2 separate regions of the Homo sapiens genome follow, and region 1 is linked to region 2. A link is an interaction called in ENCODE POLR2A ChIA-PET data of the cell type or tissue named here. Cell type or tissue: B cell. All regions are shown on one strand. Links, peaks and the distances in the headings refer to the core of each region. The heading gives the core; the rest is flanking DNA.

Region 1 (17,354 bases), core at 8,220-10,719, 68 kb before region 2:
AACTAGGTAGAACTGAGGAGGAATCAAAGAAAGCCTCATATATTAAACTCTTAAATAGATTCTTTGAATTCAAAGTAAGGGTCAATAGGAGAGGCACAGGTTGTGGGCCTTGTCCCAGCAAACAAAGCCACCAAGGCAGTCCTGCAAATTAAGGAGGATGGCAAATCTGTCTCTTAAAAAAAAGTTCTTGAGGGGAAAAATATAAAATACCTAAGTTTCAAAAGCCGGACTACTTCCATACCCTTCATTCTCTACCCTGGAGTGTCCAGAGATAGAGAGTTTCAAGGTACGTTTTCAATGATTCAGCTTTTGCAAACATATGCAAATACATTCCTCATCAGCAGTCCTGTTTTGGCGATTAATAGCAAGCAATATGCTTGGATTAGAGGTCCGATTTCCACTTAAATGCATTTTCTTCTCTTCTTGGCAATGAAGTCATTTGCGGAGATCTGAAAGTGGGGAAGACTGTGTTAGGCTCAGAGTAACAATTCTGAAATAGATCATTTATATTTATACATGTGATTGCAGAACATACTGTCTTCATCCATTCGCATAAGCATGTAATGTTTTAAGAATGCATCCCAGATGGCCAGAGAGAGTTTAAATTTAAAAACGTTTCCTGGGTTCTTCCCCACATCTCATCTTGCATCCACTTGACCTCAAATATACACTTTTCTTATGGACACAGAGCAAATGACAGTGATTATGTGATAAATACTGATGAATTCTTGGAGGCAAGAGAAGGACTCATGTTTGTTCAAGGCCAACTCTGTACCCAGGATTCAGCTAAAGCACCTCTATATGGTATCTCATTTAAACAGTAAAACAAGTAACAAATCTGCTTTTGTCAATGAGAAGGTCCAGGATTCTACTAATGATCTGCAGAAAGGCAGCGAGGGAACAGTTAGTGAGGAACAGGGAGGAAAGCTGTTTTTCATGAGAGGGTTCTTTTCTTTGGAATAGAACTATGGGATCTTGGGTAGGTGTGGTGGCTCATGCCTGTAATCCCAGCACTTTGGGAGGCTGAGGTGGGCAGATCACTTGAGGCCAGGAGTTTGAGACCAGCCTGGCCAACATGGTGAAACCCCGTCTCTACTAAAAATACAAAAATTAGCTGGGTGTGGTAGCGCACACTTGTAACCCCAGCTACTTGGAAGGCTGAGGCACGAGAGTCACTTGAACCCCAGAAGGTGGAGATTGCTGTGAGCTGAGATCGTGCCACTGCACTCCAGCCTGGGGAACAGGGTGAGACTCTGTCTCAAAAACAAAAACTCTGGGATCTTAGTGCAACTCAAGATGGGAACCCTAATAATGACAGAGTCCTTGCAGGTTGGAGCAAAGTAAATTGAAAGAAAAACTAAAACATATGCTGATTGTTTAAAAATAGATACAGAGACTAAAAATAAGAGTCCAAGCTGGAAGGTGTTTCCATGTAAAATAACCTCTCTTGAGGTTTCCTTTAACCTGATCATAGAGGCTGGGGGACAGAAGGAAGTGAGCTCACTCATGCAGCCTTAACTCCAGTGCCCAAGTCCACAGCGAGGGCCCAGCACTTCACGGTTTCCAAGCACTCCCACCTGGGCCAGCTCACGCCATCTCATGGCCAACCTCAGAGGTGGGCAATGATGAATCCCCATTCTCCAGATGAAGAAAACAGGGGCTGAAGGGAGTTAAACCTGGAGATCTTAAATCTTTGAATTACCAAGTTCAAAAAAATCCCTTTCCCCACCCCTTAGTAGAATATGGATGGATAAATGTGCACTTAAAATCATTCACTAAAAGCAAACCTGGGAGGAATTCTGTCCCTTGGTGGCTGTGTAGCCTTGGGCAAGTCAAAGCCCTTCCTTCTCTGTGCTTTGGTTTTCTCTTCTGTAAAATGGAATGATCATGTCATCCGCCTCCCAAGGATGCTGAGGGTTAAATGAGTAACACAGGACCAGTACCTGGCCCAACGGCCATGGGGGTTATTCTTAGAACAGAACGACTTGTGACTGTTATTAGAACATTAATTGCTCTGGCCCAACGCTGATGCTGTTTTTAGAAGCCAGACTGGCAGACAGCATTCTGTGCAAAAATGGTTCCAGAATCTCCCCCTCCCCCATCATAGTGGTGCTTCCTGCCCTGTCCCCAGTGTCAGACAAACCTTTTTCTGGTTGGTTCAGCGTTAATCCCTCTCCCTGTCCTTGATCCAGAGCTAGAAAACTAAGCCTTGATTCTATAAATAGCACCCCCAGTCTGTCACCATGGAAACCTCTGATGGGGCTGGGTCAGCCCACCCTAGTGGACATGTCTACCCCAGGGAGGCTCTGGAAGGACAGAAAAGTGGCTTTTCAGAAAAGTGGCTCCGGGGCCACCCAGAAGCAGCGGGAACCCCCAGTGAAGTCCACAGGCTTACCTGGAAATCACGAGCTTCCTAAGTGGGAGGAGGTGCTGTTCTGGTTCACCTGGAGAAAGACAATACACAGAAGAAGGGGTCACGGCCAGGTGAGGGATGCCTTGCTGTATTGAGGGTCACCCCTCAGCATCACTGAGTCATGCACATGCTTATTCACGTAGTATTTACTGTACATCTACTATGTGCCAGGTGCTGGGATAGCGTGGTGAGCGGGACAGACCCAAACCTAGGATCACGGAACTTACGTTCGAGTTGAAGAAAAAGCCTACTGAACACGCACAGATGCAAGAAAATGTCAAACTTGGGCAATATGACAGGCTGCTATGAGTGATCAGTATCTGTGCTACTTCAAAAACGGTGGCCAGGAAAGGACTCTACAAGATGGCATTTCAGCTGTGGTATAATAATAAATATTTGTTCATTGTCCCCAGTTCCTGGCACATAGCTCCCCAAACTCTTGGAATCTCTGAAGGAATAAGGGTATCTTGGCCGGGCGCCATGGCTCATGGCTGTAATCCCAGCGCTTTGGGAGGCCGAGGAGGGTGGATCACCTGAGGTCAGGAGTTTGAGACCAGCCTGGCCAACATGGCAAAACTCTGTCTCTACTAAAATACAAAAATTAGCCGGGTGTGGTGGCGGGCACCTGTAATCCTAGCTACTCAGGAGGCTGAGGCAGGAGAATCGCTTGAACCCGGGAGGCAGAGGTTGCAGTGAGCCAAGATCATGCCACTGCACTCCAGCCTGGGTGACAGAGGGAGACTAGGTATCAAAAAAACAAAAACAAAAACAAAAAAAAAACAAAACGTATCTTTTGCATGCTAATGACATGACTAATGGCTGGGGGTCCCTAGATAGCTTCAGGATTAGGGGAAGGGGTCTCAGAAAGACCAAGGCATGATTAGAGGGTTGGAACTTTTTTTGTTGTTTGAGACGGAGTCTCACTGTGTTGCCCAGGCTGGATGGAGTGCGGTGGTGCAATCTTGGTTCACTGCAACCTCCGCGTCCTGAGCTCAAGCAATTCTCCTGCCTCAGCCTTCCAAGTAGCTGGGACTACAGACGTGTGCCACCACGAATGGCTAATATTTTTTGTATTTTTAGTAGAGACAGGGTTTCACCATGTTGGCCCGGCTGGTTTTGAACTGCTGACCTCAAGTGATCTGCCTGCCTCAGCCTCCCAAAGTGCTAGGATTACAGGCATGAGCCACCACACCCAGCCAGAAGGTTGGAACTTTAAGCCCCACCTGCCTTCTCCCCTCCCTGACCTCCTGGGAGGGGAGAGGGGAGAGGGTCTAGGGGCTAGGAGCTGGAGATTGGGCAATCACCCATGACCCATGATTTAATCAGTCATGCCTCTATGATGAAATCTCTAAATGACAGAATTTGGAAAGCTTCCTGGTTGGTAAACACATTGAGAGGCTGGGAGGGTGTCATGCCGGGAAAGGGCATGGATGTTCTGTGACCCATCCCCCATACCTCACCCTACGCTTCTTGCATTTGACTGTACCTGAGTTGTATTCTTTTTTATGAGACAGGGTCTCACTCTGCCACCCAGGCCAGAGTGCAGTGGCACGAACATGTGCCACATGTGCCATACCCAGCTAAGGCTTTCTCTTTTTTGTAGGGAGATGGGGTCTCACTGTGTTGGCCTTGAATTTAAAAAAAAAAAATTAATGCGATCTGAGAGCTAGGGACCATGGCTTTTGAGCATTTCCTGGTTGTTTGGGGAGAGGTCCCACTCCCTTTGTGGGAATCAGAGATCTATCTTTTGCTGACGTCAAGAAAGTAGCCAGAATTAGTGAGCACTAATTTAGTATTTGTTTTAACCAAAAAGATGATGTAGGCAGAACAACACAGTGGGGATGAGGAGAATTATCCACAAACTGAAACTTCTCATTTTTGCACGTTGCCTTCGTTTTTGTTGTTGTTGTTGCTGCTGTTGTTTTTAAGAGACAGGGGCTCCAGCGATCCTCCCACCTCAGCCTCCTGAGAACCTGGGACTGCAGGCATGCCACTGCACCCAACTCCTGCGTGTTGCCTTTTTTTGTCCACCTGAATATGCATTTTTACATTAGTTGCAATTGTATAGTATGAGCTGCTTTGTTTTGCTTTCTTACTATTTTTTCATCATTTGGGTTTCACTAGCACCATTTTGGATGGCTACAGATATTCTGTGGAGTGCATGTACCACCGTTTACTGACTGCTTACCTAAGAATGGTTCCAATTTTTGCAGTATTTTAAATGACATCACATCCTGATTCTGCCTCTCTTCTGTTGGGTACTGAAGCTCTACTGAATCATTCCCTTAGAATTCACTTCTAAAAAATGGAATCATGCTTGAACCCGGGAGGTGGAGGTTGCAGTGGGCTGAGATGGCGCCACTGCACTCCAGCCTGGGTGACACAGTGAAACCCCATCTCAAAAAAAAAAAGGAATCAGCAGGAGCAGGTGGAAGGGTTCAGATCTTTTGAAGACTCTTGAACAACAAGGCTAAAAGTGTTTTACAAAAGGGTTGGGGTCAGGAGCAGTGGCTCACGCCTGTAATCCCAGCATTTTGGGAGGCCGAGGTGGGTGGATCACTTGAGGTCAGGAGTTCGAGACCAGCCTGGCCAACATGGCGAAACCCCTTTCTACTAAAAATACAAAAATTAGCCAGGCGTGGTGGCCGGTGCCTGTAATCCCAGCTACTTGAGAGGCTGAGGCAGGAGAATTGCTTGAACCTGGGAGGCAGAAGCCGCAGTGAGCCGAGATCACCGCATTGCACTCCAGCCTGGGCAACAAGAGGAAAACTCCATCTCAAAAACAAAAACAAAAACAAAAACAAAAGGGTTGGGCCAGTTTATACTTCCTGCCGTGTATGACATATGCAAGATGTCTAGCTGACCTGGGACTGGTTTTTGTTGCTTTTAGGAACAAAATATGAAGGAATGGCATACCCCCACGCTCAGGAGGGCTGCCCTGCAGATAAGTTTTGTCAAGCCTCTATTTCCAACCCTCATCTCCCTACTGTCCTCCACTGTGCACATAATGTCATTCTGGATGTTGTAAAAACTGGAAATGGTCTTGAAGAAGCTGTTTAGTAAATGGTAGCACATGCATTCCACAGAACACTACGTAGCCATCCAAAATGGTGCCGGTGAAACTCAAAAGATAGGAAAATATTAAGAAAGCAAAACAAGGCAGTTTGAACATGAAAATTGCAATGAACATTCCTGTAAATCACATTGGGGTAGAAACAAAGAAAAATATAATTGCAACGAATGCAAAAGTGCATACGCACTCCAGAGGTTTCGGCCACACTCCCCACTTTCAGGCGTTTACAGTTCCCTCTGCCGGGAAGCCTTTTCTATCCAGATCTTTGTGTGGCAGACCTAGTTTTAATCCTTCAGATATTGGCTTATGGGTGCTTTCCAATATCAGTGACCAATTCTCTGATTATCTGGATACCAACTGGGTGTTCAACAATTCAGTTCAGTTCTGACACCAGCTCCCAGACTTACTTAGCATCAGCTGCCACAGATTAAGGGCCCAGTTCCACGACTGCCCCACTTTAGATGCCAGCTGCAATGGGGTGCGCAGGCTATCCACACTTCTTCCCAGCCAACTTCAAATCTGGAGGTTCCCACAACCCCCACTCTGGTTTGATAATTCACTAGAACAGCTCACAAGACACTAGGGAAAACACTTTACTAACTGCTACCTGTTTATTATAAATAATACAACTCAAGCTTGGACAACATGCCAAAACCCTGTCTCTACAAAAAACACAAAAATTAGCCGGGCATGATGGTGTGTGTCTGTAGTCTCAGCTTCTTGAGGGGCTGAGGTGAGAGGATTGCTTGAGCCCAGGAGATTGAGGCTGCAGTGAGCCATGATCACACCACTGCACTCCAGTCTCAACAAGAAAGAAAGCCCAAGAAAAAGTCCCCACGAAGTCCCTCCAACTGCATTCAAGCCGGAAGACGAAGTGAGAGGCTGCTTCCTGGCAGAAGGGCCACTGAGATGTGGCCCCAGCTGGATCAGTGCTTAGAGACCCTCTGGTCCAGCACGCATCCCCACAGCCCTTTATTTTTTATTTTTATTTTTTGAGATGGAGTCTCGCTCTGTCGCTCGGGCTACAGTGCAACGGCGTGATCTCAGCTCACTGCGACCTCTGCCTCCCAGGGTCAAGCGATTCTCCTGCCTCAGCCTCCCAAGTAGCTGGGATTACAGGTGTGTGCCACTACGCCCGGATAATTTTTGTATTTTTAGTAGAGACGGGGTTTCACCGTTTTGGTCAGGCTGGTCTTGAACTCCTGACCTCGTGATCTGCCTGCCTTGGCCTCCCAAAGTGCTGGGATTACAGGCAGCCAGCTCACATCCCCCTTTTTATAATGGGAAAACCATCAACCAGAGTGGAGAAGTGACACATCTAAGGGCATACAGCCAGATGGTGGTATAGCTGAGAAAGACAGAATTCGGAATTCCCCTTGGGGTTTCTAACCTGAAAATATCCTTTCAGATTGGCTGGTGTTTTATAGTCCCCTTTCAAGACCTAAGGAAGAGAAAAAGAAATATCACTATTATGAAAATGGCCAAAAAATAAAATTTAGTCATTCCCAACACATCCAGTCATCCACCCATCCACCTCGCCACCCACCCATCCCTCCATCCAACAAACATTGCTTAAGCTCCTCTTCTTCTAGGCATTATTCTAAGCATTGTGTCTGGTTGACATGATGTTAACCAGATAATGGAAATTCCTGTTCCCCTGGAGCTACCATTCTAGAGGGGGCACCAGATAACATACAAGAAAAATAAACACAGATAAACAAGGACATAGCAAACCATGGGAACTGTTGTGAAAAAAGTACAGTAAAGAGGTGGGATTAGGAGTAACCAGGGGGCTTCTTTTGAGTGGGTGGTCAAGAGGGGACTCTTGGGCCAGGCGCAGTGACTCATGCCTGTAATCTCAGCACTTCTGGAGGCCAAGGCAGGAGGATCACTTGAGTCCAGCAGTTTGAGATCAGCCTGGGAAACACACTGAAACCCCATTTCTAAAAAATTAAAAATTAGCTGGGCATGGTGGCATGCACTTATCGTCCCAGCTGCTCTGGAGCTACTCCAGCCTCAGCTGGAGGATTGGTTGAGCCCGGGAGGTTGAGGCTGCAGTGAAGTATGATCACATCACTCCACTCTAGCCTGAGTGACAGAGCGAGACCCTGTCTCTAAGAAAGTGAATAAATAAAAATAAAAAGGGCCTCTTGAAATAGATAACCTTTGAGCTGAGACCCAAACGACAAGGAAAAATAGGTAGGCTAAGCTCAGAAGAAAAAGCACTCCAGGCAGAGGCAACAGAGCAAAGGCCCTGAAGTTAGAACCACAACATTTCAGGCCTTTCCGCTAGTAGTCACATTTTAAAATAAAATGAAACAAGGGAGATTAATTCTAACAATATCTTTTATTTAACCTGATATAGCTAATTTTTTTTTTTTTCTATTGAGACATGGTCTCACTCCCATAGCCCAAGCTGGAGTGCAGTGGTGCGATCACGGCTCACTGCAGCCTCCACTTCCCAGCCTCAGGTGATTCTCCCACCTCAGCCTTCTGAGTAGCTGGGACTATAGGCACGTGCCACCATGCCTGGCTAATATTCAATATTTTTAGTAGAGATGAGGTTTCACCATGTTACCCAGGCTGGTCTCAAACTCCTAGGCTAAGCAGTCTGCCTGCCTTGGCCTCCAAAAGTGCTAGGATTATAGACATGAGCCATCATGTCCAGCCTATGTAAAATATTAACATTTCAATATGTAATTTATATAAAAGTGACTAATAAGAAACGTTACATACTTTTTTGTCCTAAGCCTTCAAAATCTAGTGTGTATTTTACACCTAACAGGACCTCTCACTTTGGACTAGCCTCCTGTTACAGAATCAGGGGCCACACATGGCTAGTGGCTACCGTATGGGACACTGCAGGCAGAGACGATTTCATCAGCATAGATGTCCTTTTAGCCACTGTGTTTACTGAGCCCCAGGATCCATTATTGGAACACACAGGGTCCACAGCACTCACAGAAGCACACAGGCATGCATGCAAACTCACAGGGCTTAGTGAGAGGACTTTTCTTTGCAGTAACAGCCAAGCTATGGCAAAAACTAAACCAGGGATCTAGCACTTGCCAAGACTTGTTGACCGCCCCAGGGAAGAAATCTCTTTGGATGAAAATGAGAGACAGCTTCCATTTTAAATAAACAAACACAAAAAGCTCCAAAGAGTTGATGTTAACCACCAGTGCTCATGAAAATTATTTGTGTTTTATAAAATACATAAAGTCAGGCTTTACTCCAGGAACGTCCGACCCATAGCCTGGGGCAAGCCAGGGGCAGCGAGCCACCTTTTAAGGAGACCCCAGAGGAGCCACTGCTGGGCCCTTGGCTGAGAACAGTGAAGTAAGCAACATCCAGCCCACTACTGCAGTGTCCCCAGCCGGCCCTCGCCTCTGCTTCTGAGAAGCACCTGGGGCTGGATTGTGAGATCACTACCATCTTTTTAATCCAGTTAATTAATTTTTTATTTTGATAATACATGTACAACCCACAGGCAGATAAAAGTATGTAAAACACATAAGTAGGGTTTAAAGATTACTATTATTAAAGAATAATAAAATAAAAATTAATAATATTTATAATAAAAATAACAAACCACATCTGGGTTGCAGCCATTCACCTGTCAATGTCGGCTGGTATGTACGTTGAATCTCTGAGTATTTCCATAAATAGATGTCTGCAAAATCAACTAATGTCAAGAGGAAGAGGAACTCACGAGACCCACAGACAAAGCTTACACTTCAATTACAAGGGCACAGCCCCCAAAGCTCAGCGTTAGTAAATTCTCTTTGTTAAAGAGAGATCAGTGAGTGCTAGAGAGGTGGTAATGACTTTTTAGCACCAAATGGAAACTTTCTTCTTGAGCCAACTGAAGAGTTACGGAACTAAGAGACGATTAACTTTTTTCCGTTGTGATTCAATACGATAACTGTTTATTTCCTAAAATCAGCACACGCTCAGAAATGCTGAGCTTAGCTTAAATTAAAGACTCTGGGTCTTAATGAAGTAAGGGCTGTGAAAGCTCTTCCTCAGGCCTGGGTCCCATTTTCAAATATTTGCCTATAAGGAAGTTAGAACACAGCACTTAAAGTAAACTAGAAGCTGTAATGGAAACGTATAAATAAGGCCATCAACTTGTTAACTGTTCTTTTACCCAGTGGGTGTTAGCCTACTTTAACACTTCAAAAGCATTTTGTCAGTCACTGGAGGCTCACACCTGTAATCTCAGCACTTTGGGAAGAGTGAAGCAGGGGCATCCCTTACGGCCAGGAGTTCTAGACCAGCCTGGGCAACGTAGCGAGACCCCGCCTTTATAAAAATTAAAATTAGCTGTGCATGGTGGCGTGCACCTGCAGTCCTAGCTACTCAGGAGCCTGGGGTGAGAGGATGGCTTAAGCCGAGAAGTATCAGGCTGCAGTAGCTATGACTGCACCAGTGCACCCAGCTTGGGCAACAGAGCAAGACCATGCCTCAAACAAAACAGTACAAAACAAAAAAGTCATTTCCCTTCACCATCTTAACTAAGGAGAATTTTAAGCATAATTTAAACAGCCCTAAACTCACATTTGTCTGAGAAATCCACATTAAACCTTATAAGACAAGAAAGGGACCAATAGTTTATTTATTTATACCCCCTCTCAACAAAGACTTGAGGTGCCTTACAAACAGATAAACAAATAGCCAGGGAAATAGGGGTAAAAATGTAAATAAAATTAGAGAAATAAGATGAAATTAGTGTACAAGCTGGCCTGCTGTTAGATGTTAGAGTATGAGAGACAGGCTACCAGTTGGCTTTGAGCTTCCCTGCAGCCCAAGCAAAATGGAAATACAAGCAATCATGTAGTTCACTGTGTCCATCAGACAGGAACAAATCAGATGACCAGGAATTGAGAGACTGAACATTTCCTCAGGTGGCTGGAGTTTCCACATCTGCAGAAGCCCCATATCCCCAAGAGTACACTTCCACAAGTACAGGTGCACACTCACCCGCTGTGTGTTGTTGATGACGAAGGGGTCAGGGTTGCCATAGTTGGGGGGGTTTGCATAAGGGTCATAGCCGAGCTGAGCCAGCATGGGGGCGATCTGGGCCATGTCCCGCACCACATCCCCAGGGATGTGGCCAGTCCACTTGGAGAGCGCTTCCAGGTTAACAGGCTTGATGACCTGGTCCGTGGACCGCTCGATCCTGGGGAGAGAGGAGACGCTGGAGAGGGTAGGGCAGACCCAGATGGCGCCTGAGCGGATTCCCTGCTCAGCCACTCTGGGGCAGCAGGAAAGACTGGAGAAACCTGGCCTCCACCCAGCTCTGCCCCATCAACTGTGAGATGGCAGGTGAGTCATTTTTGCCTCCTCATACCTCCTTTGTACAATGGGAACACAGCATGCAGTGAGAAGTCAGAAGAAAGTACTAGCAGTATACACCATTGGTACATACATTCTGCTTTCTTCTCCAGCTTAAAAAATAACAACAGTTTAGGTCAGGCACAGTGGCTCACACCTGTAATCCCAGCACTTCAGAAAGCCAAGGCAGAAGGATCACTTGAGCTCAGGAGTTTGACACCAACTTGGGCAACATGGTGAAACCCCATTACAAAAATAAGCTGGGCATGGTAACAAGCGCCTGTAGTCCCAGCAGCTGCGCAGGAGGCTGAGATGGGAGAATTGCTTGAGCCCGGGAGGTTGAAGAAGCAGTGAGCCTGAGCTGTGATTGCACCACTGCACTCCAGACTGGGCAACAGAGCAAGACCCTGTCTCAAAAAAAAAAGAAACACTTTTTAATGTGTATGACTAACATGAATATTTTGTCCCTAAAAAAAGTTATAAAACACTAATGATAAAGCTGAAAGCCACTGTGTTCATCACTGCCAGCCCATCGGCTTCCTACAGGCACTCAGTCTTTGCACTGTGGAGCACACCACCTTCTCTAACCTTTTCTTGTAGAGTAGTTAAGAGCAAACCAGGGAGCCAGATTGCCTGGGTTCAGACGCCAGCTGTTCCCCAGCTGTGTGGCCTTGGGAAAGTTACTTCACCTCTCTGGGCCTCAGTTTCCTCTTCTGTAATTGGCAATGATAGTAGTACCTACCTCACTGGGGTTGTCTGAAGAGTAAATGAGTTAATACAAAGAAAGTGCTTAGAAGAGCGTAGGCACATTGTAAGTTTTTTCTTTTTGGAGATGGAGTCTCACTCTGTTGCCCAGGCTGGAGTGCAGTGGCACAATCTTGGCTCACTGCAACCTCCACCTCCTGGGTTCAAACGATTCTCATGCCTCAGCCTCCCAAGTAGCTGGAACTACAGGCATGTACCACCACGCCCAGCTAATTTTTGTATTTTTAGAAGAGACGGGGTTTCACCATGTTGGCCAGGCTGGTCTCGAACTCCTGACCTCAAGTGATCTGCCCGCCTCGGCCTCCCAAAGTGCTGGGATTCCAGACATAAGCCACTGTGCCTGGCCAACACATTGTAAATTTTTAATAAGGGTTAGCATGCTCTCTCTCCTGTGCACACGCTCTCTCTCTCACACACACACACAAACGCGCGTCTGCAGCTGTAAAACAAATACGCTAGTTTTTTTTCCCCACTCAATACCTCACTCTTTTTGCCAGCTATGTAGCCTTCCTCCATCACTTATTTTTCCATTCCCCTGAAGACAGACATTTAGGTTGTTTCCAACTTTTCACAGCTACCATGGAATAACCATCATCTTCAACCTGCTTCCTAACTCTCCCTGTAACAGGCTTCCCAAGCCACCTGAATGATGCAGATCTTACCAATTATAACTCAGGGGCCTGACAGGATGAATGGTGGGGAACCCCCAGGATCAAGGGCCTAGTTCTAAATGTTTTCATCCCAACTAAGAGGTGACTTGGGAAAGAACAGAAAGAGGCAGCAAAAGGAAGACAAGACCGGGCGTGAGGTGAGGAGAACAGGGGAAGGTGAAAGGGTGTGGACTGGTGGGTAGAACACAGATTCAGAGGCTGCAAACCTGGATTTAAATCTTAACTCTACCCAATATGTCAAAAATCTTGAGTATGTGCATGGCTTTTGCCAAAATCCTTGTGTCTCTAGGACTTTATGGTGCAGAAATGAGGTGGACACATCCCAGAACATGAATGAGGGCAATGCTTGATACATATCAGTAAAACTGGAAATAACCGAAGTGTCCAACAATAGGGAATGTGAAGTCGAATATGGCAATCCGTGTAGCAGCCTGTCGCACAGCTATTCAAAATGATGCTGCAGGTCAGGCGCGGTGGCTCATGCCTGTAATCCCAGCACTTGGGGAGGCTGAGGCGGGCAGATCACCTGAGGTCACGAGTTCGAGACCAGCCTGGCCAACATGGCAAAACCCCATCTCTACTAAAAATATAAAAATTAGCAGAGCGTGGTGGCGGGTGCCTGTAATCCCAGCTATTTGGGAGGCTGAGGCAGGGAGAACTGCTTGAACCCGGGAGGCGGAGGTTGCAGTGAGCCGAGATCACACCACTACACTCCAGCCTGGGTGACAGAGCGAGACTCCGTCTCAACAACAAAACAACAACAAAAATGCTGCTACCAAAGAGTGCTGGCTGCCACTGGCAAGGGCTCCCACACCACCGTGGAAAAAGGCTACAGAGGAGTATGTTTCGTTGGACTCCAGTTTCATCAACAGGCCCTGAAAATGGTGCAGTAGGCCACACATCAAGATCTGGGTGGTGAGATCATGGGTTGTTTCTCCGTTCTTCTTTGGTGTATCTTTTCTAATTTTCTATAGTCAAGATGTATTACTTTGGTAATCTAATATTTTTGTCATAATAATTTATAAAATCCTAGCTCCAGCACCAACTGGCTGGGGTACCCGGCATGTAGGAACTTTGTTGCTAGCGGAGAGCAGCTGCGAGCCTCTAGCTCTGCTCTGGGCCTGGGAAGGGGCCCAGCAGGGACCAGCCATGGGAAGGACCAGCCATGGGAAGGACCACCCTTTCACTGAGCTCTCAGGCTATCCAGAGCCTGATCAGGATGGGAAAGCGTGGAAACTGCATATTCTGCTCCAGCATTGTTCAAAGTGCTCTGGGTCTCAGGATAGGGACAGCAGCTTTTCCAATGGAAGAAGGCAGGGAGCAAGGGACAGAGGGAGGAAGGAAAGGAAAGGATGAGGGGGAGTGAAGGGGAGGATGGGAGGAGTTCTGGACATGGGGAGTTTAAGAACACAATAGGCCAGGGGCCTGTAATCCCAGCACTTTGGGAGGCCAAGGCAGGAGGAAGGCTTGAGCTCAGGGGTTGGAGACCAGCCTGGAAGACATACTGAGATCTCATCTCTACTAGGAAAAAAAAAAAAAAAATGAGCTGGGTGTGGAGATGCTCGCCTGTAGTCCCAACTACTCGGGAGACTGAGGTGGGAGAATTGCTTGAGCCCAAGAGGTCGAGGCTGCAGTTAGCTGGGATCGTGCCACTGCACTCCAGCCTGGGCAACAGAGTGAAACCCTGTCTCAAAAAAACAAAAACAAAAACAAGAAAAACCCCAAAAAACAGACCTGGGTTCCAATCCCAGCACCATGCTTTGTTAGCTGTGTAGCCTGAGGCCAGTAACTTCTCCTCTGTGAGATTCAGTTTTTTGGTCTATAAAATGTGGATAAGAGGTGTTCCTATGTCCTCAGGTTGCTGTGAGGATTAAAGGAGATAAACTTGTTGGGGGCTTAACCCAATACTTGCCATACAGTAGGCACTCATTAAATGACAATGGTGAGGATGGGTACTCCATCAATAAAAGCAGTATCAACACTAAAATAGTAATAATAGCACCTAACATTTATTAACCTATTTGATGCCCACAGGTATCTATAAGGTAGGCAAATTATATTTCCATGTTACAGATGAAGCAATGGAAGCACAGGGGTTGAGTCGCTTTGCCCAGGGTCACACAGCTAAGAAGTGGCAGAGCTGAGGTTTGAACCCAGACATCCTTGTTCTGGAATCTGTGCTCTTAACCTTTACCCACTATTGCCTTACTACAAAGCATATTCAAAGTTTGCAGATTCTAGGCTGGGTGTGGTGGCTCATGCCTGTAATCCCAGGACTCTGGGAGGCTGAGGTGGAAGAACTGCTTGAGGCCAGGAGTTTGAGACCAGCCTGGGCAACAGGGCAAACCCCATCTCTACCAAAAATACAAAAATTAGCCCAGCTTGGTGGCGCATGCCTATAGTCCCAGCTACTCAGGAAGATGAGGTGGGAGGATCACTTGAACAGGGAGGTGGCGGCTGTTACTCCAGCCGGGCAACAGACCGAGACACTGCCTCAAAAAACAAACAAACAGCCCACGAAGTTTGCAGATTCTCTCAGAAAGGAGAGGAGTAATTGTTGTCATTTTTTGGGATAATGAAACGGAGGCTCAGAGAGATATAGTGACTTGCCCAAGGCCACACAGCTCAAGAAAGGCAGTGCTGATTTTCTTGCCTGGCGCCTCTGACTCCAGGGCCAGAGTCTGAGTGGAAGCATCAGGGGCTCCACTCACTTGGACAGGGAGACACCACCGGGCTTGCCAATGAGGTCTTCATGGTGGAGGACAGCGTCGCTCCAGGCGATGCCGAGGAAGTCGAGGATGAGCTTGAGTGAGCGCCTGGGGTGCAGCACCAGCTGCTCGTAGTACACAGGCAGGCACTTCTCCTTGCCTACCTCCATGCACTGGGCGTACATCACCTCGATGGCCTTGTTCCACTTGGTGAGGCAGTCACGGTAGCTGCTGAGGTCAAAGCCCGCAATGGTGACTTTGCGCGTGATCATGGAGTGCACGGAGGCCCGGCCGTCCCGCACCATCAGCAGGAACTTGGAGTTGGGGAACAGGCGCGACAGGTAGACCGAGGACTTGAGCGTAAATGGGTCCTTGTTGCAGAGCACGCGGGCCGGCTCTCCGTGCTTGGCAATCACCTCCAGGATGAAGGCCTGCATGGCGGCGTCCAGCACCTCATCCGTCACCCCCGCCTCATCCAGCCGCAGCTTCTCACGGCCAGACTTGGACCAGGCCTGGCGCATGGCCAGCACGCGCGGGATGATGCGGGTCTCCTCGCCGCAGCGCACCTCGGGGTGCGCGTCCAGCATGGCGCGCATCAACGTGGTGCCACTGCGAGGCACGCCACCCACGAAGATGAGCGGCATGGCCTTGCCATAGCGGTATTCCACGTGGTTGGTGCCCACCATCACCAGCTCCTCCTGCTCAGGCCGCATGGCCCCCCGGGGGCTCCGCAGGCCCGCCAGCACCGCCCGGCACTCTAGCACCTGCTGTCCCAGCTGAACCGCCAGCACCAGGACCAGGGCGCAGCCGGCTGCCAGCAGCACCCTCCGCACCGACAGGCGCATGCTGGGCCGGAGGCAGGGTAGGCCTGGCCTGAGGGCCCGCTTCTGGGGCTTCAGCGACAGGTTAGCGGGCAGCCCGCCAGGCTCACATCTGGGGAGAGAGGGGGACATGCATAGTCAGGGAGGTCTGTGAGCTGTGAGCTCTCCAATAACTGCAAAGCCCTATAACTGCAAACAAGAGGCTGCTGACATGAATGCAGAGGGCACCTTTCATAAGCACTAGCTGTGTGCCTGGCACCCTGCTGGGCACTTTTTTCAATTTTTTTTGTTTTTTTAAAGAGATGGGGTCTCACCATGTTTCCCAGGCTGCTCTTGAACTCGTGGGCCTGGGTGATCCTCCTACCTGTCTCCCAAAGTGATGGGATTACAGGCATGAGCCACCCGGTCCAGCGGATCATGAGGTCAGGAGATCGAGACCATCCTGGCTAACACGGTGATATCCCATCTCTACTAAAATACAAAAAATTAGCTGGGCATGGTGGCGGGCGCCTGTAGTCCCAGCTACTCGGGAGGCTGCGGCAGGAGAATGGCGTGAACCTGGGAGGCAGAGCTTGCAGTGAGCCTAGACTGCGCCACTGCACTCCAGCGTGGGCGACAGAGCGAGACTCCGTCTAAAAAAAAAAAAAAAAAAGGCTGGAGTGCATTGAGTGGTGAGAGATCATAGCTCACTGCGGCCTCGGACTCCTGGGCTCAAGCAATCCTCTGCCTCAGCCTCCCAAGTACCTGGGACTACAGGCACACACCACCGCACCTGGCTAATTTTTAGAAACAGGGTCTCGCTTCAAGTGATCCTCCCGCCTCAGCCTCCCAAAATGATGGGATTACAGGCATGAGTTACCCCATCTGGCCCAAGAATATTAGTGATTTCTATCATAATCATTGGTTATTTACTTATTCCAACATTTAATGAGCACCTGCTATGTGCTGGGAGCCTCAGCCTCCAAAGTCTACTCTTACCATGGACCTGTGCCTGAGAGAGATTGATGGGTTCTACCTGCGTAGGTGAGGGAAGGCCTCCTGCAGGAGGTAGCCTTCATGCAGAATTTTCAGTGGTGGGTAGGAAACAGGCAGGTGGAGAAGGGAAACAAGGATGTTACCAGCAAAGGGAATAGCCAGCGCAGAGCCACAGGCAGGAAAGGATGCAGCACGACTGGGGAACTGCAAGTGACTTAGTGAACGGAGGGTTTGGTGGAAGCCAGTGGGAAGACAGCATGCCTCTTTGGATGTGAGGTTCCACCCAAAACCACCCAAGGGCCCAGTCTGCAGCTGGGCCTATCCACCTGCAAGGGCTTGGGCTGCCTGGGCCTTCTTAGGCTATAGCAAGTGGAAAATAAACATCAAAGCGGAGGGAACACAGTCTCAGGCCTGGGGTGGAAACTGCTAAGAGGCTAGGACTTCCTGGCCATGTGGCTTGGGAGAGTCACTTCCCTCATCTTAGCCACAGTCTCTTCAGCTGCAAAATCAGGGTGGATCCACTGACCTCAGAGGCTGCTGTGAAAATATGAGAAGCAGCTGACAAACCAGAGATGGATCTCAGGCTGGGGT
Region 2 (10,186 bases), core at 3,921-6,420:
CCTGATGTACCCCAGCTCCAGGATTGAGTAACACTGAATCAGATACAAGAAAACGATGCTCTTTTCAACCTTTATTGATTAAATCAAGGAGGAAAAAAGTCTCAGTTTGGTGCAAACATCTTTCACACTTTTCTTTGTTTTGTTGGTTTTTTTTCTTCTTTTTTTTTGAGGTGGAGTCTCACTCTGTCACCCAGGCTGGAGTACAGTGGCGCAATCTTGGCTCACTGCAACCTCTGCCTCCCGGTTCAAGCGATTTTCCTGCCTCAGCCTCCCAAGTAGCTGGGATTACAGGCACCCGCCACCACAGCCGGCTAATTTTTTATATTTTTGTAGAGACGGGGTTTCACCATGTTGGCCAGGCTGGTCTCGAACTCCTGACCTCAAGTGATCTGCCTGCCTCGGCCTCCCGAAGTGCTGGGATTACAGGCGTGAGCCACCGCACCCGGTCCTCTTTCACACTTTTCAACACTGGCTAATCTCCCATTTTGTCGAAGAGTGAACAGGTTGCAGGCAGTGGTATCTGCTGGAAATTTGATACTTGGCCTTCTTTAAATTGTATTTGATTTATTTATACGACTGCCTGCTTCCTTCCTTCCTTTCTCTCTCTCTCCTTTCCTTCCTTCTCTCTTTCTCTTTCTCGCTCTCTCTCTCTTTCTTTCTTTGACAGGATCTCACTCTGTTGCCCAGGCTGGAGTCCAGTGGCATGATCACGACTCACTGTAGCCTCAAATTCCCAGGCTAAAGCCTCAAGTGATCCTGCCACCTCAGTCTCCCGAATAGCTGGGATTACAGGCGCACGCCACCATGCTGGGTTAACTTTTGGAATTTTTGTAGAGATGGGGTTTCGCGATGTTGGCCAGGCTGGTCTCCAACTCCTGACTTCAAGTGATCTACCCACCTCAGCCTCCCAAAGTGTTGGGATTACAGGGGTGAGCCACCACGCCCAGCCTGTGTGATTGCTTTCTATGTATATGATGCTGATTTTCCACTTCTTGGAGCATTATAAGGATTTATTTACAAATCAGTGCATTTAAGGACAAAAAATAAGTCTATTTAAATAAAAATATGTCAAAAGTAGACCAGGTGGCATGCAGACAGTGCAAAAAATCCTGAGGGGGGATGCTCAACTGGCTACAGTTTGAAAAAAATTTATAGATTTGTCTTGAAGAGTACAGGCTCTGGAGCCAGACAGCCTGAATTCAAGTCTTGACTTGCTAACTGTGTGACCTTGGGAAAATCACTTCCCCTCTCTGAACCTCAATTTCCTCATACCAACCTCCTGGAGCAGTCTTCATAATGAGTAAGGCCAAGTACTTGTCCTCCACCCCAACACATCCATTCAGGACCCAGAAACCAACCTGCCTCCTCTGACCTGCTGCACGAATGCCCTGGCTGGACCATCTCTTACCTAGTATCCTTGGACAGCATCTCACAGGTGTATCTGGGTTTCCCCTGCTAGGTGGAGCAAACTCCTTGACGGCAGGAACTTGGCCTTATTCATTTCTGCCTACACATTTGGTAGACTCACATAACAGGCAGAAAGAACTTTTCAGTGTTTGCTGCTTTTATTATCGTTGTAATTATTAAGAGCGAGGAAGTCACATCCCAGTAACTATGGGGGACCTCAAGGCACACATCTGTTTACAGATCCAGGAGAAATTTTGGCTTTAGGGAATTTTATTTGCCTGGGAAAAATGGGGGAAATAATTGAACATGAAGAAGGGTTGGGGCAAGGTAGCAGAGTGAGGTGTGGACTCACTTGGGGGGCTCTGTGGCCAGGACAGGGAAGGACCCCTCGAGGTGCCACTGCTTGTCACGCAGGCGACGCAGGGACTGCATCTGTGGCTGGAAGGCTCCCCACTCATTCCAGTGCCGGAAGTCACCAGGCTCTAGGAGGTACTGGTACCCGCGGTAGCCAGGATACTGATAGCCAACCCATCTGAGAGAAAAGTGAGAAGGACAGAGTGGAGACAGCCTGTCTCGTTGCCTGGCACCCAGACCCCTGCCAGACCAGCCTGTCCTTCATTGATCCCTGCAGTCGGCTGCTCTCTCACTTCTGTCCTGGCTATATCCCTTCCTGCTCTGTGCCCTGGGGCAAGGACTTTGCCTCTCTGATAGGCCTCGGTTTCCTTTTCTAGGAAGTGAGCATGGTCACGGTGCCTGGTTTTATTAAGAGTGCTGGGGGGGACCAAATGGAGAATGCACCTCAAGTGTTTGCTAAGCATGTTGCCTGTGCATGGTAGGAATATGAATACACATCCCATTAAACGTGATGATGCAGGGCTCAGAGAACAAATCCAAGGAAGCAAGAATAGGACTTAGGGACTGGTTAACAATGAAGCAAATGAAAGAGAGGAAGTGTTATTTCAAAAAATTGGTTTTCTTGGCTGGGCGCGGTGGCTCAAGCCTGTAATCCCAGCACTTAGGGAGGCTGAGGCGGGCAAATCACAAGGTCAGGAGATCGAGACCATCCTGGTTAATGCAGTGAAACCCCGTCTCTACTAAAAATACAAAAAAATTAGCAGGGTGTGGTGGTGGGCACCTGTAGTCCCAGCTACTCGGGAGACTGAAGCAGGAGAACGGCGTGAACCCAGGAGGCGGAGCTTGCAGTGAGCTGAGATTGCACCACTGTACTCCAGCCTGAGGGACAGAGCGAGACTCCATCTCAAAAAAAAAAAAATTGGTTTTCTTTGTAGGTAAGTGCATCAGTGCGTAGCAGCTGGGAACACATACTCTGGTATCAAATATATGTGGGTTCAAATCCTAGCTCTGCCATTGATTTACTAGCTGTGAGAATCTAGGTGGATAAGGTATCAGAACCTCAATGTACTGTCTGTACAGTGGGGATGATAATGCACCCACCTCCTTGGTTTGTTATGAAGATTTAATAGTTATTCATTTAAAGTGGTTAGCACAGTCCTTGGTACATAGTAAGCACTCAATAGAAGTTATCATCAGTGATTAATTTCTAACTTCTCTCATTGTCTTTGCTGAGAGGGTCTTTCCAGGCTTCTGCCAGACCCCCTCCCTATATTGTAAAGCCTGGTTTAAGTTCCATCCTCTGCAGATAAACCTTTGACCTGCCCTCTGCCCTAACATACACAGCCAAATCCTAGAAACCTCTCCTCCTCTGACCTCCTACAACACAGTTGCCCTGGCTGGCCCATTCTTTACCTAGTATTGTTGGACACCATCTCACAGGTATATCTGGGTTTCCCTGCTAGGCCAAGTAAGTTCCTTGAAGGTAGGAACTTGGCTGTATTCATCGCTGCTTTCCCCAGTGTACCTAGCACAGTGCCTGGCTCACAGACAAGGCTCCGTATATTTCAGATGGCTTGAATGGCAGGGATATAGGTTTCAGGGAGGCAGAAAGGAACAAGAAAAAGGCCATAGCCATGATGGTGTTACAGGAGCTCAGAACAAGTCTGGGAATGGAGAGACAGAGCCTTACGTTTACCTAGAGGAGATCAAGGGTGTCTGGCATGGTCATTTGGAGGCAGGGGGATGGATAAAGTGACTCCTTTGATCTGGCCCTTCCATGTATTCTCATGACATAAGGTCATGGGGCTCCGTTTTGATAGCTTCAGATCCTGAGCGTTCAGAGCAGGAAGGGCACTCTTGGATCAGGGAATTTTGTGTGCCCATTGCCTAGCTGGCAAGACTGAGAGGCAGAGAGGTGTTTAGGCTCACTCGAGTTCCTCAGCATGTCAGTAGCAGGGTCAGGGCCATCTTATGATGCAAATTCACTGCTCAGAACTCATTCTGTTCATTCTCCCAGAAGCTTCTGATTTCCCTGAATATTCCCTGCTCCTGGATGCATCCAGCCTCATCTATCCACATCAGCGCCGGCCCTTTTAGTTGATTACTCCTTCAACCCCAACTAGGCTTAGCAGCTCCTATTTTCTCCATCTAACAGCTTTTTAGAGCTGATTTGTTTACACTGACCTGGAATTCCTCAAAGTGTGACTCTATTCCCCAGAGGAATAGAGCTCTGTTGGCTGATCCCAGGAACCAGCACTGGGAGACTGTGGAAGGGGCCATGGCCTTCTCTAGGAATCTGATGTTATAACCTGTAAGGGGAGCAGCCTCTGATTCTGCCTGTGCTTGAAGCAGGGGACGCGGACCTGGCAGGAGGGATGCTTACGTTCCACTGGAGACCTTCACGCTGCCCACGCGGTCACTGAAGCCGTAGACCCAGAGACTGGGTGCGTCGTCCCCCTGGATCTCTATGGTGTTGCCCTTGAAGTTGGCCCCTTCAAACAGGGAGATTTTGTGCTCCTGGGCATCCTGGGGAAAGAGAGGCCGGGTCAGGTGTGTGAAGTACAAATGGGACAAAGAGAAGAAACTTAGCGGGGCCTTCTGGGTGTGGAGCGAGAGAGATGAGCCTGTTCAGGCTGCTGGGGGACTCTCCAGGGACCACTGCTGTCTAGTCTGGAAGGAGACATAAGGAAAATGGGATGACAACTCCCACGTCATAGGGTCCTCGTGAGGATGAAATGAGTGTATCCATATAGAGCACTGAGCACGATGCCTGGCATACATCAAGTGCTCAATAAATGCATTTATTGGCCGGGTGCCATGGCTCATGTCTGTAATTCCAGCACTTTGAGAGGCCCAGGTGGGAGGACTGCTTGAGGCCAAGGGTTCAAGACCAGCCTGGGCAACATAGCAAGATCCTGTCTCTCAAAAAAATAATTTTTTTTTTAATTTGCCAGGCATGGTGGTGCATGCCTGTAGTCTCAGCTACTTGGAAGGCTGAGGCAGGAGGATTGCTTGAGCCCAGGAAGTTGAGGCTGCAGCGAGATATGATTACACCACTGCACTCCAGCCTGGGTGACAGAGCAAGACCCTGTCTCAAAAAAAAAAAAAGTATTTATTATTTTTAAAATTATGATCAGGGACAAAAAGGCTCAGAGAGGTCAAGCTTATTGATCAACATCACACAGCCAGGGAGGGGCAGAACCTTTCAGAGAAACACTTCATTCCTAAGCAGTGTCCCTGTGCCATCAGGAGTTTAACCAATTGCCCTTTTGTAAATGCTTCTTACAAACCAGGTGAAACGTGGAACATTGGTGGAACACAGATCTAGGTTCAAATCCTGCCTCTAGGCCGGGTGCGATGGCTCACTCCTATAATCCCAGCACTTTGGGAGGCCGAGGCGGGCAGATCATGTGGTCAGGAGATCAAGACCATCCTGGCTAACACGATGAAACCCCGTCTCTACTAAAAATACAAAAAAAATTAGCCGGGCGTGGTGGTGGGAGCCTGTAGTCCCAGCTACTTGGGAGGCTGAGGCAGGAGAATGGCGTGAACCCAGGAGGCAGAGCTTGCAGTGAGCCGAGATCGTGCCACTTGCACACCAACCTGGGCAACAGAGCGAGACTCCGTCTCAAAAAAAAAAAAAAAAAAACAAAAAACAAATCCTGCCTCTGACATTTATGCACTGGTGATCTTGGACATTTTACTCTGCCTCCTTCAGAGCCTCAGTTTGTTCATCTGTAGAATGGGGTTATTGCCAGGCATGGTGGCTCACATCTGTAATCCCAGCACTTTGGGAGGCCGAGACAGGTAGATCACCTGAGGTCAGGAGTCCAAGACCAGCCTGGCCAACATGGTGAAACCCCATCTCTACTAAAAATGCAAAAATTAGCCAGGTGCAATCACATGTGCCTGTAATCCCAGCTACTCGGGAGGCTGAGGCAGGAGAGTCACTTGAACCTGGGAGGTGGAGGTTGCAGTGAGGCGAGATCACACCACTGCACTCCAGCCTGGGCGACAGAGCAAGACTGTCTCAAACAACAACAACAAAAAAGAATGGGGTTACTATTGCTTCGTGGGATTGTCATGGCTACTCAACTCACGGTTCAGTCCAACTATAAAACAGGCCTGGCCGGGCGCGGTGGCTCACGCCTGTAATCCCAGCACTTTAGGAGGCCAAGATGGGTGGGATCACAAGGTCAGGAGTTCGAGACCAGCCTGACTAACATGGAGAAACCCCATCTCTACTAAAAATACAAAATAATAATAATAATAATAATAATTAGCTGGGCGTGGTGGCACGCACCTGTAGTCCCAGCTACTCAGGAGGCTGAGGCAGGAGAATCACTTGAACCTGGGAGGCAGAGGTTGCAGTGAGCCAAGATTGTGTCACTGCACTCCAGCCTGGGTGACAGAGCAAGACTCTGTCTCAAAAAACAAACAAACAAACAACCAGGCCCACCCTTGAATGTGGGCACATGATTCAGTTCTGGCTTGCACTTATTTTTAATGCTTTCATGACCCTGTATCTTGTTTTTAAAGTTCGTCTGTTATTTCTGAGGGCAGGGATCATCCATCTTTTCAAAAGTCATCATGCACTGTTTTAGGCCCAAGGGTTTGAAGAGCCAAAGAGATGAACAGGAAATAGCAGAGTGATGCCGGACCTCAGTGTCTAGGTTCAAACCCACAGACCTTGGTTCAAATCCCAGCCCCAGCAACTCCCAGCTGTGTGGCCTTAGGCCAGTCATTTTCTACTTCTGAGTCTCAGTTTCCTTGCTTTTAAAATGCATGTTATCATAGCCTGTAGCATAGGACAGTTGTAGGGATTATGTAAAAGGCAGGTAATATACCCAGTACGTAGTTGGTGCTTAAAAATGGATGCTGTGATTATCTACTGTTATTATCTACTGTTATTCACCACCACTAGGAGGAAGAGGAGCCCAGAACGTAAGTGCATCCTTCTGTGAAAGACTCCAGTAGGAGATTATAGATGAAGAAAGAACTGGTTAATTCTTCCAGAGAAAAGCAGAGCAGATCAGGGAAGGCTTCATGGAAGAAGTGACACTAGAGAGGGACCTTGGAGGTTAAGGAGGAGTGCACAAAGCTGAGAAGGGAAGGAGGGTTGAGGGAAGGCACTGAGGCAGAGAAGGCATAGGCAAAAGCTGGGAGGTGGGAATGTGCAAGACAATATCTGTGTGGCCAGGGTGCAGGAAGGCAAGTGCAAGGTGCCAGGCAGGGATGTAAGCACAGGGGACCCTTTGGGGCATGGCAAGACAAATGCCCTTAGTGCAATTACCAGCCAGTGGTAAAAGTACAACAATGATTACTTATTACTGTTACGGTCTTGAGGGCCTTGGGAAGGTTGTTAGTCAATGGCTCCCCACTGCTAGAGGGGTCAAGACTGAACTTGCCACCACCTATGAGACCCTACAAGACCCTGGTCTCCACCACCACCTCCCCTCCCATCTTGCCTCCCTCTTTCCTCCACTCCCTCTGCTGCAGCTTTGTTGGCCACCTTTAATTTTCTTGGTCCCACCAGTCCATCGTTGCTCTAGGAGTTTTGCACACACTGTTCCCTGGAAGGCTTTACCATCTGCTCTTCACGTGGCTGAGTTGGTTTCCAAACTTTGGGAGCTGGCTTCCCTGATGACCCCCTGACCACTCCCACCTCTAACAATATCTGAGCCCCCAGTTCCTGCTTCTGCTTTCCTAGTTAGATTGCATGGCCTTTGTGTAACACCTACCACAGTTTGCAATTGTAGATGGATTTTTATGATTAGCTTTTTGATAGCTGCCTCCCTGGGTAGCTTAAGTCCCATGAAGACAGGGACCTAGTCTGTTTGATGCACAGTTTTGCACTCAGAGCCTAGAACCAGAGCCTGGCAGAAACAGGCCAACTGGTTGGGCGCACTGGCTCATGCCTGTAATCCCAGCACTTTGGGAGGCCCAGGCGGGTAGATCACTTGAGATCAGGAGTTTGAGACCATCCTGGCCAACATGATGAAACCCTGTCTCTATAAAAAATACAAAAATTATCTGGGCGTGGCGGTGCACACCTATAATCCCAGCTACTTGGGAGGCTGAGGCAGGAGAATTGCTTGCCCCAGGGAGGTGAAGGTTGCAGTGAGCCAGAACGTGCCACTACACTCCAGCCTGGGCAACAGAGTTAGATGTGTCTCAAAAAAAAAAAAAAAAAAAAAGGAAAATAGAAACAGGCCAACCAAAATGTCTGGGTTCAAGTAGAAGATGGTCAGGTTTATTTTTTTTTTTTATTTTGAAAAGATCCCTCTAACTTCCCACGACAGGGGGCTGGAAAGGAGTCAGGGAACCCAGCAGGGAGAGAGCTGAAGATGACCAGGTCAGAGATGATGGTGGCCTGGACCAGGACTGTGGCAGGGCAGAGAGAGGAAGGGTTAGACCAAGCTTATTTAACCTGCGGCCTGCAGGCCACATGTGGCTCAGGATGGCTTTGAATGTGGCCCAACACAAATTTGTGAACTTTCTTAAAACATTATGAGATTTTTTTTGCAATTGTTTTAAAGCTCATCCGCTATCGTTAGTGATAGTGTATTTTATGTGTAGCCCAAGACAATTCTTCCAGCGTGGGCCAGGGAAGCCAAAATATTGGGCACCCCTGAATTAGATGGTTGGATCTCAGCCCTGGCTGCACAGACGGACTACTTAGAGGGCATAGAAAAGATAGCAGTGCCGGAGTTCCAGCCCTAGAGATTCAGAATTAATTGGTCTGGGGTGGGGTCTAGGCTTTGAGATTTCTAAACATTTCTAATAACATATTTTATTTAAACAAATATACCTAAAATATTATAATTTCAATATGTAACCAATATAATGATATCAATGCATTGTTGACATTCTTTAAAATTTTTTTTACTATGTATTCAAAACCTAATATGTATTTTACACTTATGACACATCTCCATTTAGCCAAAATTCAAGTGTCCAATGGCCACATATGGCTACTGCCTATTATGTTGAATAGCAAGCTTCTAGAAGCTACTGGAAATGCCCTGGTTGATCACTCTTCCAAACAAACCCCTTAACATAGGTTGGCATATAAGAACCATTCAATGATTGAGAGAGACATCTGTGAATTCTTACAGAGAGTGCATCATGAAGGCAAATAATTCAGTCTTACATTCTGCGAAAAGTGTTGGGAATGATCTGTTTGAATAATCCATTAAGATAAATTTGGTGATGTCAAAACAGCTGGTGGTTGGCACTTGATAGCCTCAAATGCACATTCATGAAAATTCTTATAAATGTTCCCATCATGGAAGACAAAAGTCGGTTACCATCAGCAACTAACATTGGTGAGTAAGATGTAGCTGGTTCATGACTCATCATCAACTTAATTCTGGAAAAAACTGTGAATCACTTGGAGATATCGCCACCATTTTGACCTTGAATCTTCTGGAAGTTGACTTAGTTAAATATTATAAGAAACTAATTCAGTATATTGTCTTATTATTAAGAGGTTCAAGCTGCGTTTCTACAGTATCCCTCTCCTTTTTTTTTTTTTTTTTTTTTGAGATGGAGTCTGGCACCGTCACCCCGGCTGGAGTGCAATGGCATGATCTCGGCTCACTGCAACCTCTGGCTCCCGGGTTCAAGTAATTCTCCTGCCTCAGCCTTGCTAGTAGCTGGGATTACAGGCATGCGCCACCACGCCCGGCTAATTTTTGTATTTTTAGTAAAGACGGGGTTTCGTCATGTTGATCAGGCTGGTCTTGAACTCCTGACCTTGGGTAACCACCCACCTCAGCCTCCCAAAGTGCTGGGATTACAGGCATGGGCCACCATGCCCGGCTACAATATCCCTCTTCTTAGCCATTGCATGATCTGCAACCAGCATGTTTGGTGTTTCGAATGGGCACTGAAATTTGAAAAGTTTTCCCAGGCCTGGCATGGTGGCTCACGGCTGTAATCCTAGCACTTTAGGAGGCCCAGGCGGGAGGATCACTTGAGGCCAGGAGTTCAAGGCTGCAGTGAGCTATGATCACACTACTGTACACCAGGCTGGGGGACACAGCAAAACCCCATCTTTGGGAAAAAAAAAAAAAAAAAAAGCTCCCAGTAAGGTCTAAATGTGCAGCCAGGGATATCAAGAGAATCAAGGAAGATGCTGAAGTTTTTAGCTCTAACTTGGAAGCTTTTGTGCTTATCATTTGCCCAGGGTTCCTAGCTGGGTATGTAGTGAGTGTGTTAAGGACACTGATGAATTGATGAGCTCAAGAATCCACGGTCCTTTGACAACTCGGAGGCTGCCACGCCTCCCTACCCACCATCATCTCCTTCTTGCCCTTGTCAGATCTCAGACTTACACCTGCCCTGCCCCGCCTGGCTGATTCTCCAGCCCCAGCCGGAGAGCCACTCACCATTTTGATGGGCCGGAAGGACATGAGCCGAT

What was found. Peaks named below come from ENCODE experiments on the same cell type or tissue, not always from the same donor. Only the 100,000 strongest peaks of a DNase experiment are listed, where the experiment ranks them.
Region 1: POLR2A ChIA-PET joins it to region 2 with 10 read pairs; 7 of 35 experiments call an interaction of 5 or more read pairs at or near these places.

The regions. Positions count from the first base shown.
Region 1 is chr22:26,525,819-26,543,172 of GRCh38, forward strand. TPST2 (tyrosylprotein sulfotransferase 2) reads right to left here. Exons shown (of 7, transcript NM_003595.5): 3 at 14,971-15,900; 4 at 10,470-10,668; 5 at 6,877-6,927; 6 at 2,396-2,444; 7 at 1-449. The coding sequence starts at 15,812. The coding sequence ends at 2,403. Among named protein-coding and RNA genes, the nearest start is that of MIR548J, 21 kb to the right of the region's middle. RefSeq lists an enhancer at 15,527-16,028. In B cell, for the core only: no CTCF peak of the experiment used is centred there; DNase peaks (open chromatin) are centred at 9,293, 9,663 and 10,453; H3K4me3 peaks cover 1,265 bases; H3K27ac peaks cover 2,500 bases.
Region 2 is chr22:26,597,735-26,607,920 of GRCh38, forward strand. It overlaps CRYBB1 (crystallin beta B1), which reads right to left. Exons shown (of 6, transcript NM_001887.4): 4 at 10,155-10,186; 5 at 4,145-4,287; 6 at 1,544-1,939. The coding sequence ends at 1,756. It also overlaps a transcript of CRYBA4 not described here. Among named protein-coding and RNA genes, the nearest start is that of TPST2, 13 kb to the left of the region's middle. RefSeq lists an enhancer at 9,664-10,186. In B cell, for the core only: no CTCF peak of the experiment used is centred there; no DNase peak of the experiment used is centred there.